Regions from separate parts of the Homo sapiens genome. Here all the other regions are linked to region 2. The links are chromatin loops, found by intact Hi-C in ENCODE. Cell type or tissue: endothelial cell of umbilical vein. All regions are shown on one strand. Links, peaks and the distances in the headings refer to the core of each region. The heading gives the core; the rest is flanking DNA.

Region 1 (5,993 bases), core at 1,376-5,375, 100 kb after region 2:
CACTCCAGCCCAGGTGACAGAGCGAGACTCTTTCTCAAAATAAATAAATAAATAAACAAACAAAGTATTGATAATAATATAATAGTACCTACATCTCTGTAATAGAATTCTACTGAAGATTACATTAGTTAATTTATTTAGTGCTTAAAACAGTGCCTATACCAAATCCTCAAAAAAGGTTAGTTGTTATCATTGGTGTTCTTTGTCTGTCTCAGTGCAGCGCTTTCATCTTCAGGTGTCCTAGGTGATTTTCTCCTAACCATGTGCTTTCATTCACATTGGCTGTGGCCCTAACCCAGACTAAACTAAGACTCAGGCTTCCTCTCTTTGCTGTCTCCCCAGAGGCTGCTGTCCTCATGGATCCTGCCCCTAAATTGTTGGACCCCATCTCCTGCCTCACCCACAGTGCCCTGGGCATCCTTCCCCAACTGTCCATCATTGCTTAAAAGGCATCTCTCCAGCCCTCAGGGTTCCTGGAGGGCAGACACCTGCCTTGGTATTCACGGAGTTAACACAGTGCCCACAACAGATCATGGAAACAATTGCGAATCAAGGAATAAGAGAACTGAAAAATAGAAGAGTAGAGCAAAACTACATGAACTTTATCCTGTCAAGTAAAATGCCAAGTAAAAACTGTATTAAGAAACAGATTACAATATGTGTCACATTTATTTAGAATAAATCTGACAAGATACTGGGAGAATTTCACAGACAAATTTGTTTCACTTTCAAATGTAATGTTTCTCATTAAAACTCTCCCTCCTCTTAAAAAAGGTGGGGGGGGTCACATTTATTACCCTCCCTTTTTTGCTCAGAAGGAACTAGTACTAGTGGCCTGGGTGAGGCAGAGTTCATAGCAAAGCCAGGAATCTAGCCGACATCTGCCTCACACACCACGACCCTCACGTGCAAAAAGGCCTAACTTCAACGCTGTCTCTTAGCAAGGAACGTTTTGCCAGAATTCGGACTTCACAAGGGCCCTCTTCCAGCACTGCCCATCTCAGCTCCTTCAGAATTAAAGATAATCAGTCAAGTGTCTACTGACTTGAAGATCTCCAGAAAGGAGCTCCAGGAAGTCTGAGGCCCATCCCCTGACCCAGCCGTCCGCCTCTGCGGCTTGTAGAGAGCCAGTACTCACACAAAGCAGGCAGTCAACTGGCAATGCAGGTTCTGAAATCCATGGCACTGGCTGTCCACATGCTACAGTGCCAAGGCCATGTCCGGACACCAAAAGATAGGGACAGAGGACTGTTCCTGCCTCCACCCAAAGTATGAGGGAGGGGGAAGGCAGGAAGGACTAGCGCCGCCCCCCACCCCCCCCCCACCCCCAGAGTATGCACTCCCCTCTGGAGGACAGCCTTTGTTCTCTGAAAACAAACCACTTGGCACTGAATGCTCAGTAAAGTTAATTTCAGGAGAAGAAAACAAAGTTAATTTTATGCTTCAAAGATCCCTACAAATACCATGCCCAGCTTTTAATAAAATACTATAGGTACCATTCATGAAGCATCTACTATCTCAAAGGAGATTACATTTCTTATCTCATTTAATCCTCAAATAATCGTGAAAGATGGGTGGTTGATCTGATTTTAACTTTTAAAAGAAGACAACCGTGGTTCACTGAGGCTAGCAATTTGTCCCCCCTCACCCAGATTGTGAGTCCTGGATGCCGGAGGCTGGCCCGGGTCTGCCAACACCAGCATTAGCCAAAGCTGAGTCTAGATCTGCGTTCGTTGACCTCTGGCCTTCTGAAAGTTCAAAATGAAGGAAAGGATAGCGTAAGGCAAACCAGGCAAGCACTGCCCGCAGCTATTGTGTGCCAGAGGCCATGCCAGGTCCAGAAGAGGAAGCAAAGAGAATAACAGGACGCCATCTCTATCTTCAAGGAATTTAAAACGTAGTGGGAGAACTTCACTCACGAACAATCAACAAAAAACAAGATAAAATGTGCCTTTGTGAGGATAAGAGCCAAGTACTAGGCAGCAAGGAGAAAGGAGGGATTCAGATTCCGACTGCGAGGACCGGAAATAGGGCGTGCTTGGAGGAGGCTTAAGGGGCGAGCACAGTCTTATCTGACTGGCGGCTTCAGGGACAGGTTTCTCCCCATCTTGAGGAAACCGGGAAAATCCTTTAAGTGAGCACAATCCACGAAGGCTGGGGGACAGAAGCCCACCTTGTAGGGACATGCCTTGGGGGTAGAGCAGAGATTCCAGCAGAAAACCAAGGGGGTGCCCGCGACCTCGCCATTGCCCAACCCATTGGTTTAAATCTGAATTGAGGCTGTCGCCCAAAATGTTTCCACAGGACACATGTGAAAATGTGGCCCCTGGCCGGCGCTAGGCTGTCAATTTTTACCTCCCCTTCCCAATCTGAGACACGCTGGAGGGGTGGCGGCGAGCGACCCTCGGCGGCGCGCTCCGTATCTCCCCAGTGGAGTCCGCCCTCCGAGGAGCGCCCGCTCGTCCCTATCCAACCCAGCGGCGCGGAGCGGGAGCCGGCGTCACCGCAGCCCCGCAGTCTGACGCGCCCACAGCAGGGGCGGGGGTAGCGGGGGCAGCGGAGATGGCCCTGGGCACGTGCGGGAATCAACGTGACATTTCCCAAACCAGGCAGCCCAGAGAGCCCTGGACGTGAATTGCTCAGCGGCTGCGCGGACGGAGCTAGGAGGGCTCTAACCTGGCCGGGGGCGCTTCGCCCATCCCATGAGGACCGAGAAACTCAGCCTGAGCCGGTTCGATTCTCCTGTCAGCTTGTGTTACACGCTCCTTCTCACCTCTGCGGGCGGAACCTAACGCGAAGGCTCGGCGCCCCGGGGGAGGCCGGGCGGGAGCGGGAAGCACTTCGGGAAGCGGACGGTGGAAGGATGCGGGCTGGGACCGCAGTAATTAACACGGACTCAGTTCCTATTAGGTGTTCCGGTTTGTTCATTCTCAAAGGGACCCGGCCAGTGTTACCACCGGCCACATTGCCACTATTATCTCAAATTCCAGATAAGAATACTGCGGCCTAGAGAAGTTAAGTTCGGGGCTGCCTAATTCTTTTACAACAAGGTGGGACTAGGGATGTCAAAAACGTACCCAAAGGTCTTCAAGCCCCCAAAATGTCTCTGTGACGCCGTCTAATATCCCGCTCTCTACCCAGAGGATAAGGATTTGGGAGCCGCCGCCAAGCTCGGGTCCTTACCCGGCAGGATGAGGATGTCCACCAGGGGCTTGCAGTGGTACAGCCCCGTGGCCATGACGCAGTCGGCCCACAGCCCCTTGGAGCCCAGCTCATCCAGCTTGCGGCAGGTGGGGATGGTGTAGCCGCAGGTCACCACCCAGTCATTGGTGGAGGTGGTCACGATGACCCCGATCCAGCCCACGAAGCTCGTGACGAAGCCCACCACCTGCAGGCACGTGGCCACCATGGTGGCCGCCAGGATGTCCCCGTGCCTCGCCCCTCACGGCTGTGCCTGGGCCTGGGCTGGACAGTGCCTGCCCAGGTACGTCTCCCACGCTCGCGAGCCGCTGGAGGGCGACGGCCCGAGGCGGGACACTGGAGGTGGAGGTGGGCGCCGGAGGCTGCGAGCTCAGCGGCGAAGGGCGCACGGCGGGGACAGCAGCGCTGCTGGGCAGCGCGCCCCCGCCCCCTCTTTAAGCCCCGCGGCTCCGGCCGGCGAGCACCAATCGGCGGCAGCCCCGGGGCGCGCCGGCCAATCGCGGGGCGGGGCCGGGAGGGAAGCGTGAAGGGGAGCAGAGTAACCCCAGGGGGGCCATTGGGCCGCCCCACCCCGTCCGCAGCGCAGTCCGGCGATGCAAAGTAAAACAATTCCATCCAGGTCCAGAGAAACGGAGAGCGCAAAGAGGGCGTGCGTTTGTCGAGAGTTCTGTTTTCCTGCGACTGGTTTCTCTTCTTATAGCCCCTCTCTCATCTCAGTCTCTGGGTGTCCATTCCGCTCCGACCCTCCTCAGCTCCTCCCTGCTCGCTCCTTCTTCCCTGCTGCGAGCACTCCAAGGGCGCTCGGTACAGTCCCCCGACGACCCAGGATTGTGACAGACTGAAAAGTGCAGTAGGGACAAACGCGAGGCATTCAGTACACACAGTTACTAGAAGAAAGAAAACGATGCTTTTCAGTGGTTGAACATCATCAGCGGCAAACGTGGCCATAATAATCAACAATAGCAACTCACATTTATCGAGCTGTGTTATATATTATGCAGATGCATTTTACATGCATTAGCTCATTTAATCCTCATAACAGCCTTTGAGGTAGGAACAATTGTCAATGACACATACTAGGCCGGGAGTGGTGGCTCACACCTGTAATCCCAGAACTTTGGGAGGCCAAGGTGGGCGGATCACCTAAGGTCAGGAGTTCGAGACCAGCCTGACCAACATGGTGAAACTCCATCTCTACAGAAAATACAAAAATGAGCCGGGCATGGTGGCGCATGCCTGTAACCCCAGCTGCTTGGGAGGCTGAGGCAGGAGAATAACTTGAAGGAGGTTGCAGTGCGCCAAGATCGTGCCACTGCACTCCAGCCTGGGCAACTGAGTGAGACAACGTCTCAAAAGCAAACAACAACAACAACAACAAATTACACGCACTAGCCATAGAGAAACAGCACAAGAAGGTTGAGTTGCCCAAGTTCACGCAGCTAGGAAGGGGTAGATACCATGGGCCCATCTCATCCCTTTCACGAACTGTTTCTAGGAAACTGTCCTGATCAGTCTGAAAATTCCTAAGGGGTTCATGTGTCCCATTTTAGACGCATTAAAAGCTACAGCAGACTTCTCTGGCTCACTGTAAATAAATTAATATCTGTACCCCACTGAGAAAACTGCCTAGCCCAGAATGAGCGCTCTGATAGTGTAAAGCTATCATCATCACCATCAACATCATTAAGCCACCATGCATACAAATAGGCCGCATTATTTGCACCTTTTTATTCAGATAGGGAAGTCTTCCTTGAGCTGCATTTACATTCAACAGTTTTCACTCCCTTTGAAACATTTGGCTTATCTTATTATCTCCTTCTATCCATTCCCTTGGACCACTGCCTCCTCACCAATCATGAGACTTAAAGGTGTGAGGATTTCAGAAAGCACAAAAACTTCCTGCTCAGCGTTCTAAAATCTAAGATACTAACCATAAATCATAGGTACTGAGCTTTCCCAAAGCCAGCCCTAATGCTGGTTATCAGTGCAATCACCATGTCTTCTAGGAAAGCCTGGACTTGAGGAGACAATTACATTTCCCTGGAGACCCCAAGGAAATCAAGTGCACACACAGAAATGGCTCTTGTAATTGATAGCAGAGTGTCAAGTACAAGGGTCACAGTAATCACCCAGGAAGCACAGTGACTAAGAACACAGTCCAACTGCCCAAGTTCAAATCTTGGCTCCATCACTTTCTGGCTGTGAGACCAAGTTACTTTATCATTCTTGGCCTCCTTTTCTCATTTGTAAAATAAGGATGAAAACTGTACCTACCTCATAGACTTTTTTTTTTATTCTGTGAGCTATTAGGTTGGTGCAAAGTATTAAACATAACGGCAAAAACCACGATTACTTTTATACCAACCTAGTAATATATATGCAGAACTTAAAGTAACATTGGTACAAAGTAAGTATTCAGAAACCCCTGGCTAATGTGATGCTTCAGAACGTTGTTGTTGTTGTTGCCGTTGTTGTTGTTTTGAGACAAGATCTGTGTCACCCTGTCTACAGTTCAGTGGCGTGATCACAGCTCATTGTAGCCTTGAACCCCGGGACTCAAGTGATCCTCCCACCTCAGCCTCCTGAGTAGCTAGGACTACAGGCATGAGTCACTATGCCCAGCTAATCTTTCTTATTATTAGTAGAGAGAAGGTCTCACTATGTTGCCCAAGCTGGTCTTGAACTCCTGCGCTCAAGCAATTCACCTGCCTTGGCCTCCCAAAGTGCTGGGATTATAATAGGCATGAGCCAGCAGGCTTGGCCTGATTTTGCATTCTTATGTATCCTCCCTA
Region 2 (5,993 bases), core at 383-4,382:
CTCCGCTCCCGGCCTATTTTTTCAATACAGAGAATTATTCTGGTTCTCATACACCTCCCAGCTTCTCATTCCCTGTCACGTTCTAATGGCTCTGTTTTTATTTTAACTCTCCTTTACACCGGAAGATAGGTCAATCCTCTTGAGGGACAGTGGAAGGATACAGCTAAGATATAAATAATAAAGATAGGCAGAGCAGCAAAATGACAAGTCAGTAAATCTGATATGATTGGGATTTGATAAACCTCAAACTGGCATCGAGCCCCCAAGGAGAAGGAAGCCAGGCCAGGAGATTTAAAGCCCTTGTGAGAATCACAATGCGCCATCTGCCACAAACACCTCCACAGATTTATAGTCCACAGAGACAGGTCCACTAGCAGCTCCTTGTCTCCCCTTGAGAAAGAATCATAAAACTCATTTTTAAAAATAAGGTGCAAGGACTCACATGCCGATACTTTGTAAAAATGGCTCTCCTATTGCCTTTTCCTCTTCCTTCCTTTTCTCTTGAGTAGCAATCTACGGTATCTTCCCAGAATTGCTGGAGTAGGCCAATGGACAACTTGAGAAAGGAAAACCTCCGGCTTTTTGCAAAAGCATGAGGCTTTTCTGGGTTTTAGGGTGGCAGATCATGTGGGCCAACCCATGTACTGACAGCAAATGTCTTGGTCTCTTCGAATATTTCAGGAGAAGTGGGAATTCTAACTTATATTGGGAATTCTGTGTACCAATGCGTGCTATCATAAGAAAAGCATTACATTAATATCATACGTGTAGAATAAATAGTGCTCACATAGGACACAAAGACAGACTACAAGCATGCAACCAGAAAGTGTGCTGGTTTGTATTTAACGTCTCTTTAATTTGATAAGGAAAATAAGCTGAGTTTATTAACCTCCTGTCATGTCTTCTCTTTCCTGTTGGTTTTACCATTTATCCCCTTCTCCTGAAGTTATCCTCTCATAAGCACTAATACACTAATAGTTGAGGTTTCTTCAGAATTGAGGAGTTTTCTCTCCTATTGATGAAAATAAATTACTCACATGGATGAATTTTGGGAATACTTGCAATTCTATTAATGTGATAGCAATTACCTCCAAACTTTTTTGACAGAGAAATTGACTCACCATGAGTTTCTAGATCTAAACATGTTATCATGTGGAACAAAATGTGGATAGTAGGACAAAAGGCAGCCATATACCCAAAGGGTTCCACAGAAGGCACAGGGCCAGTGCATCAGATTAATGAAGACTACACAGTTTTCAATAGATCTCATCCATTTTGACCCAGTCTCCCAGACCACAGTGATTTTTGTGAATGAATTACCTGTGTCTTATTCTTCACAGGATACATTACATCTGGAAACCAGAGCCTGCCACCTACCCCCATCACAGTGCTCATGAGCAGTATATAATCTAGACTTTTCCACTGCTCACATGGAGAGCCTGAAATTGGTCCAGACTGTGTTATGCTGGAGCCAGCTCACACCAGCTGCCAAGAGTACTAATGGTGCATACCTCTTTCCAGCTTTACATTCAATGATGTCATGCTGTTAACTTGGCATCAGCTATGGAGGGCCTATGTGTTTGTTGTTGTTACCATTGTTCAGAGAATTAGTTGTTAAACCTTTACCAGCACATCACTAGGCCACCTCCACTAAAGACCCTGGTCCTGCCCAGTAATTGAGGCCTTCACCACAGCACCAAGCACAAGAAGAAAAAACCCTACCTCTCCCCAAAACAGGATTCCTCCTCTCCACATAACACTTCTCTATACTGTATGACTGACTTATCTAGCCACTGAGGCCATTTGGAATCCTCCCAGAGCCCCTAGTCAGGCCAGGACCAAAATATCATAACTTATGCCAATGTTAGCATATTTATAGCAGGTTTCTTCAAGCAGGCCTCTCACTCTTATGATTGTTGGTCACTAAACTAAAGGAAGTGCTGCTCCAGTGTCTTTTTTCCACTTTCACATCATCATCCCCATATTGTTTCACCTTTGGCAAAACTTCCCACTGCTTCTCCATACAACAATAATCAAACTCTCCTATATCTTCATCCTTTTAAATACACGGTCCTTTTCTCCTTCTGGTCTTAATTAAAACCTGGCTCACCTGAGGGTGAGTCCAGTCTCCACAACTGCACATTTATCTCCAGCAATAATTGCTGCTTAGTTGCAAGAATGAAGTAAAGAGAAAGTTGAGATTAACTTAGATTTAACTTTTTCCAAGCAGAGGGAGAAAAAAGTAATGGGGTTAAGAGTGTTTTCAAAGGAAGACTAAACTGTGCTGAATCACATAATCTAGGCTGAATAAGAAGGGAAGTGAAACACAAGAGTGACGATGACTCATGAAAAGTGGTGGAATCGGTAGAAATTGGAATTGTCAATCAGGTCAAGATATCATTGCAATAAAAATACTGGGAAAGTTAGACAGAAAGCTAGGAAGTGATGGAAATGATAAAGAGTGGGATGTTTGAAATAAAGATTTCAGAAGTAGTATAGCAATCAATAACATTCAGTTTAGACTTGAAACCTGGTTCAGCCACTGACTAGCTGTGAGACCTTGAGTAAGTTCCATAATTTCTCTGAACATCGGTTTCTCCACTTTAAAAATAATAATACCTACTTCAAAGGATTGTTGTCAAGACTAAAGGAGATGCATATTAATTGCCTGGTACATTGCCGAGCACATAGCACTAAATAAGTGGTTTTTATTATTTTGTGCCAAACCCTAAATTAGGTGCTTTCCAGAGAGTGTGGCCCTTAAAACTCTTTATCTCTTTAAAGTAGGTTTTATTATCTCCAATTTCACATACGTGGAAAATGTGTAAACCGAAGTTTAAATGACAGAACCCACATTCAAATCTGTTGATAGATAGGTTGAGAGATAATGTCAACAACTCTCAACCCTGGCTATGGGTTTAAATCACTTGGGAATTTTTTTTCTGTAATAATGAAAAATGGATGTTGGAGTTCAGTTTTATTGAGTTATAATTACATATCATAAAATGCATCCTTTTTTATATACACTTCTATGAGCTTTAGTAAACACATATAATCGTGTAAGCTTCACCACAATCAAGATGCAGAAGAGCTCCATCACCTCCAAAATAATTTCTCCAGGCTGCCTCTTTGTAGTTAATCCCTCCTCCCACTCCCAGCCCCTGGCAACCACTAATTTGTTTTCAGTCCCTATCGGTTTGCCCTTTCCAGAACATTATGTAAATAGAATCATTCAGTATATAACCTTTTAAGTTTGCTTTCTTTTGCTTAGCAAGATGCATTTGAAATTCATTCATGTTGTTGTGTGTATCAGAAGGTTGTTCCATTTTCTTGCTGAGTAGTATCCCATTGTATGGCTCTACTACCATTTGTTTATCCTTTTACCAGTTGGAGGACAACTGGGTTGTTTCCAGTCTTTGGCCGATGTAAATAAACTCACTGCAAGTATTTACATGTAGGTTTTTATATAAACACAAGTTGTGGTTTCTCAAGTAAGTACTTAGGAGTGAAGTTGTTAGTTTATATGGTAAGTGAATGCTCAACTTTATAATAAATAGCCAAGCTTTTTTCCAAAGTAGCTGTATTATATTTGACTTGCACAGGAATATGTGAAAGTTCCAGTTCTTTGCCAGCACTCAGAATTGTTAGGTGTGGTTTTTCATGGTTGTTTTGTTTTTTGTTTGTTTGTTTGTTTTGCCATTTTAAAAGGTATATAGCAATGTTTCAATGTGGTTTTAATTTGCATTATGCTAATTACTAATGATGTTGGACATCTTTCTATGAGTTTATTTGTCATCCATGTGCTCTCCTTGGTAAAGTGTCTATTTAAATCTTTTGCCCACCCCCCACCTTTTTCTTTTTTTTTTGAGATGGAGTCTTGCTCTGTCTCCCAGGCTGGTGTGCAATGGCACGATCTCGGCTCACCACAACCTCCACCTCCCAGGTTCAAGCGACTCTTCTGCCTCAGCCTCCCGAGTAGCTGGGACTACAGGTGCATGACATCACACATGGCTAATTTTTGTATTTGTAGTTGAGACAGGGTTTTACCACATTGGCCAGGCTGGTCTCGAACTCCTGACCTCGTGATCTGCCTGCCTTGGCCTCCCAAAGTGCTGGGCTTACAGGCATGAGCCCACGCCTAGCCCTTTTGCCCATTTTGTAATTAGGTTCTTTATTTTCTTATTAATCACTTTTAAGCATTCCTTATATATTCTAGAGACAAGTCCTATATTAGGTATGTATTTTTGCAAATACTTTCTCCAGTTTGTGGCGTGTCTTTCAATTTCTGTTTATCTCTTTTTAAAAATACTGATGCCCAGGCACCACCTCCAGAGTTTCTAATTCAATTGGTCCAGGGATTGGAATTTTTAAAGTTCCCCAGGGAATTCTAATTCTAATTACTTTTGCACCAACATAATGGAAACTATTTGGACAGCACAATCTTAAGAGAGTTTTTGGCCTTGCCGCACCATTCCCCATGCTATGCAAACCAGCTTATAACATGAAACAAATCTGACTCACAGAGCAATCTATTTTCTTTACAATTTGTCAAGCTGGGAAGTTATAGCAACTTGCCAAGCTCCTCCCACTAGTCCTGCCCCAACGTTATAATTGCCCACTGCCCTGTCACAGGTGGAAGAAAACTTATCAGAGGAAGCAGCTTGTGCTTTGTCCAAAAGGTCTTATCTACTCTTCAATAGCTCAGTAGGCCACAACCAGACCCCATAGCCATGCCAAACCTAAAAGCCCTTTTGTATATTGCAGATTGTATAAACTAGATAGAGGAAATAGGTTTCTTTTCATCATGGTTCCCACCTACAGCCTTTTGGAGAGACTGAAGGGTGGAGGCAGGATGGTTTACAGAGGTTCTCTAATGTAGTTGGCTATGGATGAAACAAAGCAAAGCCATCGTGCCAGTGACATCCAGCCATTCAAAGCCCCAAGAGGCTCTTATTTGAGTAGTGGAAGAGAGGCAGATTAAACTTTTTTTCTAAATTTATATCCAGTCCTCTTTTAACATTATTAAAATTGTTCCTCAAACAGAATATAGGTCTGAATCACTCCTAAGTTCATACACTGTCTATAATAACCCTTCAAGCCCATTTCCCAAATGTTTTTGGTAAGGATTCAACAACAGTATGCATACACAGCATCAGTCCTTTCCCTGGTACACAATACTTACAATTTTTGTCATCTACTCATAAGAAATGTTTGGCAAAAATCTAATAAGATAAGGTTCAGTAAAAATGTATTGGGCTCCTACCATGTATCAGTCCTGAGACAGTACCAAAAATAGGCAAGAAATTGCCTCTTCTCTATTTCCAAAGGACCCATTGCTATTGGGTCCCATTGCTCATTGATGGAGATGAATGCTAAATCTGATAAGTGACTATGGCAATAATAGTCATAACAATGTAATGGTCATAGTGGCAACTACCACTTATTGAGTACCTACTTTGTACCAAAAGAGTTCTAAGTGCATAACCCATTATTTTACTTAATCTTCACAAAAACCATATGTGACAAGTGGTGTTACACTTACTGCATATTACAGATGAGAAAACAGAGGATTCTGAAAGGTTTGGCTCCTTTGCTTAAGGCTCCTGCTTAAGAGGTGACAGCGTAAGGAATGGAGTGAAAGCAGTCTGACTCCAGAGCTCACTTTTTAATCATTCTGCTACTCTGCTACTGTATTAACAGATTATATTACATTCAATTGCAGACAACAAAACACCAAAATAAGGGAGAATTTCATTTCTGTCCTGTGTACAAGAAACCTGGAGAGAGGCTGCTCTTGTGGCCTCTCAGACATGGGGACAGAGGCCCCTTTATTTTTCTGCTGTGCCAGTCAGACATTTGGCTTCCATTGCAAGATGACTCAAGACCAAAGACGGCTGCTGTAGCTCCAGTCAGTATGTCTGAGTTCCAGAAGGCAGAAAGAAAAATGGAAAGTTGGGGCAGGTGATTCCTTACCTTTCGGTCCTCTTTTTTTG
Region 3 (5,993 bases), core at 1,328-5,327, 91 kb before region 2:
AATTTCAGGCCAATATCTCTGATTAACATCGATGCAAAAATCCTCAATAAAATACTGGCAAACCGAATCCAGCAGCACATTAAAAAGCTTATCCACCATGATCAAGTCGGCTTCACCCCGGGATCCAAGGGGCTCCATTTTCAACATATGCAAATCAGTAAACGTAATCCATCACATAAACAGAACCAAAGACAAAAGCCACACGATTATCTCAATAGATGCAGAAAAGCCTTTGATAAAATTCAACACCCCTTCATGCTAAAAACACTCAATAAAGTAGGTATTGATGGAATGTATCTCAAAATAATAAGAGCTATTTATGACAAACCCATAGCCAATATCATACTGAATGGGCAAAAGCTGGAAGCATTCCCTTTGAAAACTGGCACAAGACAAGGATGCCCTCTCTCACCACTCCTATTCAACATAGTGTTGGAAGTTCTGGCCAAGACAATCAGGCAAGAGAAAGAAATAAAGGGTATTCAAATAAAAAGAGAGGAAGTCAAATTGTCTCTATTTGCAGATAACATGATTGTATATTTAGAAAACCCCACTGTCTCAGCCCAAAAACTCTTTAGGCTGATAAGCAACTTCAGCAAATTCTCAGGATACAAAATCAACGTGCAAAAATTACAAGAATTTCTATACACCAATAACAGACAAACAGAGAGCGAAATCATGAATGAACTCCCATTCACAATTGCTGCAAAGAGAATAAAATACCTAGGAATACAACTTACAAGGGTGGTGAAGGACCTCTTCGAGGAGAACTACAAACCATTGTTCAAGGAAATAAGAGAAGACACAAATGGAAAAACATTCCATTTGAAGAATCAATATCATGAAAATGGTCATACTGCCCAAAGTAATTTATAGATTCAATGCTATTCCCATCATTGGGAATCCCATCAAGCTACCATTGACTTTCTTCACAGAATTAGAAAAAACTACTTTAAATTTCATATGGAACCAAAAAAGAGCCCGTATAGCCAAGACAATCCTAAGCAAAAAGAACAAAGCTGGAGGCATCGTGTTACCTGGCCTCTAACTATACTACAAGGCTACAGTAACCAAAACAGCATGGTACTGGTACCAAGACAGATATATAGACCAATGGAACAGAACAGAGGCCTCAGAAATAACACCACACATCTGCAACCATCAGAACTTTGACAAATCTGACAAAAACAAGCAATGGGTAAGGATTCCCTATTTAATAAACAGTGTTGGGAAAACTTGCTAGTCATATGTAGAAAACTGAAACTGGACCCCTTTCTTTTTTTTTTTTTTTTTTTTTGAGACGAAGTCTTGCTCTATTGCCCAGGCTGGAGTGCAGTGGCGCGATCTCGGCTCACTGCAAGCTCCGCCTCCTGGGTTCATGCCATTCTTCTGCCTCAGCCTCTTGAGTAGCTGGGACTACAGGTGCCTGCCACCACACCTGGCTAATTTTTTTTTTTTTTTTTTGTATTTTTAGTAGAGACGGGGATTCACTGTGTTAGTCAGGATGGTCTCGATCTCCTGGCCTCGTGATCCACCCGCCTCGGCCTCCCAAAGTGCTGGGATTACAGGCGTGAGCCACCACGCCCGGCCACCTTTCTTACACCTTACACAAAAATTAACTCAAGATGGATTAAAGACTTAAACGTAAGACATAAAACCATAAAAACCCTAGAAGAAAACCTGGGTAATGCCATTCAGGACATAGGCATGCCATGCGCAAAGACTTCATGACTGAAACTCCAAAAGCAATTGCAACAAAAGCCAAAATTGACAAATGGGATCTAATTAAACTAAAGAGCTTCTGCATAGCAAAAGAAACTGCCATCAGTGTGAATAGGCAACCTACAGAATGAGAAAAAATTTTGCAATCTATCCATCTGATAAAGGGTTAATATCTAGAATCTACAAGGAACTTAAACAAATTTACAAGAAAAAAACAACCCCATCAAAAAGTGGGAAAAGGATATGAACAGACACTTCTCAAAAGAAGACATTTATACAGCCAACAAACATATGAAAAAAAGTTCATCATCACTGGTCATTAGAGAAATGCAAATCAAAACCACAATGAGATACCATGTCACACCAGTTAGAATGGTGATCATTAAAAAGTCAGGAAACAATAGATGCTGGAGAGGAAGTGAAGAAATAGGAACGCTTTTACACTGTTGGTGGGAGTGTAAATTCGTTCACCCATTGTGGAAGACAGTGTGACAATTCCTCAAGGATCTAGAACCAGAAATGCCATTCGACCCAGCAATCCCATTACTGGGTATATAACCAAAGGATTATAAATAACTGTAGTATAAAGACACATGCACACATATGTTTATTGCAGCACTATTCACAATAGCAAAGACTTGGAACCAACCCAAATGCCCATCAATGATAGACTGGATAAAGAAAATGTGGCACATATTCACCATGGAATACTATGCAGCCATAAAAAATGAGTTCATGTCCTTTGCAGGAACATGGATGAAGCTGGAAACCATTATTGTCAGCAAACTAACATAGGAACAGAAAATCAAACACCGCATGTTCTCACTCGTAAGTGGGAATTGAATAATGAGAACACATGGACACAGGGAGGGGAACATCACACACCAGGGTCTGTCAGGGGGTTGGGGGCAAGGGGAGGGATAGCATTAGGAGAAGTACCTAACGTAGAAGACGGATTGATGGGTGCAGCAAACCACCATGGCACATGTATAGCTATGTAACAAACCTGCACGTTTTGCACATACATCCCAGAACTTAAAGTATAACAAAAACAAAATCAAACAAAAAAAAGTAAGGTTAGGGAGGCATGACAGTAACTACATTCTGATAATAAACATGTCTTTTTTATTAAAATAAAAAATAAAAAAATAGAGTATTACATAGTAAGAGCTAAATAAGTTAATTCTCACCGACACATTATATACTGGACTTATCGGTCAAAGAAATTCTCAATCCTTCAGAACTAGCTATAATGATACTCTAATAATATGCAGATGTGGCAAGGTTAATTACTTCTCTTGGGAAATACTTGCATTTTAATAATGGCCTTGCATGCTGTTTTAACCTAAATGCTTAACTCTGATAGTGGGAATGTCAGACACGGTAAGGGGTTAATCTACTTGACTGCTTGCCTCCCTGCACCTGTGGCCCTCTAAGCTTTTCAATTTGGACCATTTAACCTTGATGCGTGGATTCAGCCCTGGGACAGGGCCTGGCACTATTTCTCTCTCACACTAGAAAGGATTACGTAACCCCAGCACAGTCACTTGGTGACTCAGTCCCAACACAACTTCAAAAATAGTTTCATGCAGTCTTTTCCTGTGCTTCTTATAGGTTCCAATGGCTGAGTCCTCATCTTTGTTCCTGAACCTGTGCCAGTTTCTTCTAAAGCCTGCCTTGCTTTCCCACTTATCCCCACCTCCTAGAGTTCAGAGACGTCCTGCTGACCCTCAGCCTGCAATTTCTTATTTTACAAGCTTCTTATATAAATTAAACAATGTCACAGTCCTCCCACCTGCTGGAACACTCACCCTTTGCCTCCCACAGAACCTCCCTGATACCCACGGTCCACCCATCTGGACCACCACCTGTTGACAACTGACGGTACCTCCTATGTCCCTACTGATGTCTTGGGCTCAGTGAATCACATTCTGTTGGTCCTGGCACCAACCACACTCTAGTTCAGTAGCAGAAAGGAGAGAGGCATTTTGTAGAGTTGTTAAATCACTGGTACCAAAGCCAGGCCTGGATGATATCCCATAAATAGTTCCTCCAGGCATCAAAGCATAAGACATTTCTTCAGTCACTGGAGTCATCACAGCTGCCCCTCATAAAGTGTCAACACTATCATGCCAGTGGCAGGGAACAGAGGCAACTCTAAACAACAGAAGCAGGGGTCCATATCTGTGGGGTTCTGACTCCCTCAAGGCTTTGTGGTGATGATACTAAGGATCTCTAAACATGTTTTCGTGTTTTCAAAAATTCCTGAAATGCTTTCTATTGTCCTAGAATTGGTGGCCAGTTATCTTTACTTTCTAACAGTGCCATCTATGGTTGCACCATGCACTGCCCAAGAACATACTAAGAGCTAACAAAACATCCCTACTACTCCCAAGCATCACACCAGCCCAGTTTACACAAGAAGGCTGGAAGTTGGGAAAGCACATGTGATGTGTCCCATTGCAGGGAGTTCTGTGTTCATGGTGAGAGGCTTTTCCTCTGTTTACCAGCAGGGAGGACAGGCACTTTCTTCTCACATGTAATATTTGGTGTAACATTAGCTGCTGTAATCGGTGAATCCAAAATTCCATTATGGCTCAAACACAATAGTTTCTTTCTCACATAACAGTTCAAAGCAGGTGTTGTAGTTCCACCAAGGGCTTTCCTCTGTACGTGATTCAGGGATTCTGAGTTTTTCCATCATATTGTTTTGCCATCATTTCCTGGGTCCTCATGATCTGCAACCAGCCGTTGGAAGTGGCAAGAGCGCCTGAAGTGAGCACATCTGCCTCCTAAATGCTTTGACCTGGATATGCACCACATCACTTCTGCTCACAACCCATTGGTGAGAACCAGTCATGTGGGCACACCTGGAGGCAAAGGGGCTGGGAATTGTAGGCCCTGATTGGAAAGCTCTTTCTGAGAGACATGGGGAAGAGAGGGAAGCACAAATCCTAGTGGATATCTACCTACAACTGCCACATTACCTAGTAATATCAAGTGAAGGAGAGAAGGCTTCACGGGCATCACTTGTAGAGATTGAAGGTCCCTGCAAGAAGTGGAGGCTATCACTCCACCTCTGGATGGATGCTTACAGAGCCACACAATCTCAATCTTGTTCTGGAATCGCAGAGAGTGGTAACAGAATTGTTAGGATACCTAAACATATGTCCACTGATGGGGCAGAAGAGATGCTTCTGAACCCAGAGACTAGTGCTTGCTTTTTGTCTGGATATTTCTAAAAAAGAGTTAGCAGAGTGAGAAATATCAATAATATACCATATCATGTAAGAAAATGATGAGACTGGGACAGCCTCATCCCAGTCCACCATGACTCTCAGAAGGTATGGAACATACCTCAATGATTTTTATAGCATCATGAAAAGGAACATAGAAGCTGTAGCAGGAGAGAGGAGATGTAAGGTTGTCAGGGCAGCTATGAGCCAAGTGAGGTAATACCCTATTGGGAGAGGAGGGTAGGAACCTGGACTGCTAGCCAGGCTGAAAAAGAGATCCAATTGTCTCTCTCTGAGGGGATCTCAGTACCAAGGGTGGTCGTGGGCCGGGAAACAGACAGAATTTGACACCACCCTCAAGGAAACCTTGAAGACTACCTATGCAAAACTACCCCATCAACTACCCCATCTGTTTGGGCCACCAGCATCTAACAGAACCAGATCAGAACAGAGCTTGGTCAGAGATATCTCCCTACCACACATATGTGGCCAGTTATGTAAGATGACCCCTGCCTGCACCATCTCTCCTTCTTGACTCCTAGCACCCCAGAGGATGAGTACCTAAAAGAGGAGGAGAGATAGGGGTGTGTGCATCTTCATCCTCCTCTGCTTCCAACATTTAAAGGTCACTGCTCAGGTCTGTGCTGCAAGGACAGGGTCGGGGGATGAGTTTTAAATAGACTTAGAAATTGAAAGTTTTAAATAGACTTAGAAATTGAACTGGACTCATAATTAAACAAAGGTGACAAGAAAGTTATGAAATCAGCTGAATATGGTGTTAAGAAACAGGAAATAGGGGACTTATCGGAGCATAGCTTATAGTGGTAATTGGGAAAATAAAACTGTTATACTCCACTGAGTTTTATCTTCTCAATACATTCATTGTTAAACCTATTCCTGAGCCATTACCTGCATGTATTTTCCTGATTAAGAGCTAACTTTCTAATTTCAGGAGTGGGGTTAAATGCAGGCTGTTTTTTCTTTAAAGTGTGGGCATTAATTTAGGGAAGATGGTCTGGTAACCACAGGTAAAAC

The links. Peaks named below come from ENCODE experiments on the same cell type or tissue, not always from the same donor. Only the 100,000 strongest peaks of a DNase experiment are listed, where the experiment ranks them.
Region 1: a loop joins it to region 2, with 6 times the contacts of the local background. A loop is called at or near these places in 1 of 110 quality-filtered maps.
Region 3: it touches region 2 in a loop (2.9-fold over the local background); 1 of 110 quality-filtered maps calls a loop at or near these places.

Annotation. Positions count from the first base shown.
Region 1 is chr3:170,416,483-170,422,475 of GRCh38, reverse strand. It overlaps CLDN11 (claudin 11), which reads right to left and starts at 3,608. Exons shown (of 3, transcript NM_005602.6): 1 at 3,184-3,608. The coding sequence starts at 3,409. RefSeq lists an enhancer at 2,908-3,860. In endothelial cell of umbilical vein, for the core only: a CTCF peak has its summit at 3,243; DNase peaks (open chromatin) are centred at 1,925 and 2,585; H3K4me3 peaks cover 2,573 bases; H3K27ac peaks cover 2,212 bases.
Region 2 is chr3:170,519,794-170,525,786 of GRCh38, reverse strand. The region is part of intron 2 of SLC7A14 (solute carrier family 7 member 14); the gene reads left to right. The region is part of intron 2 of SLC7A14-AS1 (SLC7A14 antisense RNA 1); the gene reads right to left. Among named protein-coding and RNA genes, the nearest start is that of SLC7A14-AS1, 56 kb to the right of the region's middle. In endothelial cell of umbilical vein, for the core only: no CTCF peak of the experiment used is centred there; DNase peaks (open chromatin) are centred at 1,556 and 2,336; H3K27ac peaks cover 798 bases.
Region 3 is chr3:170,612,102-170,618,094 of GRCh38, reverse strand. All of the region lies in intron 2 of SLC7A14-AS1 (SLC7A14 antisense RNA 1), which reads right to left. Among named protein-coding and RNA genes, the nearest start is that of SLC7A14, 29 kb to the right of the region's middle. In endothelial cell of umbilical vein, for the core only: no CTCF peak of the experiment used is centred there; a DNase peak (open chromatin) is centred at 3,284.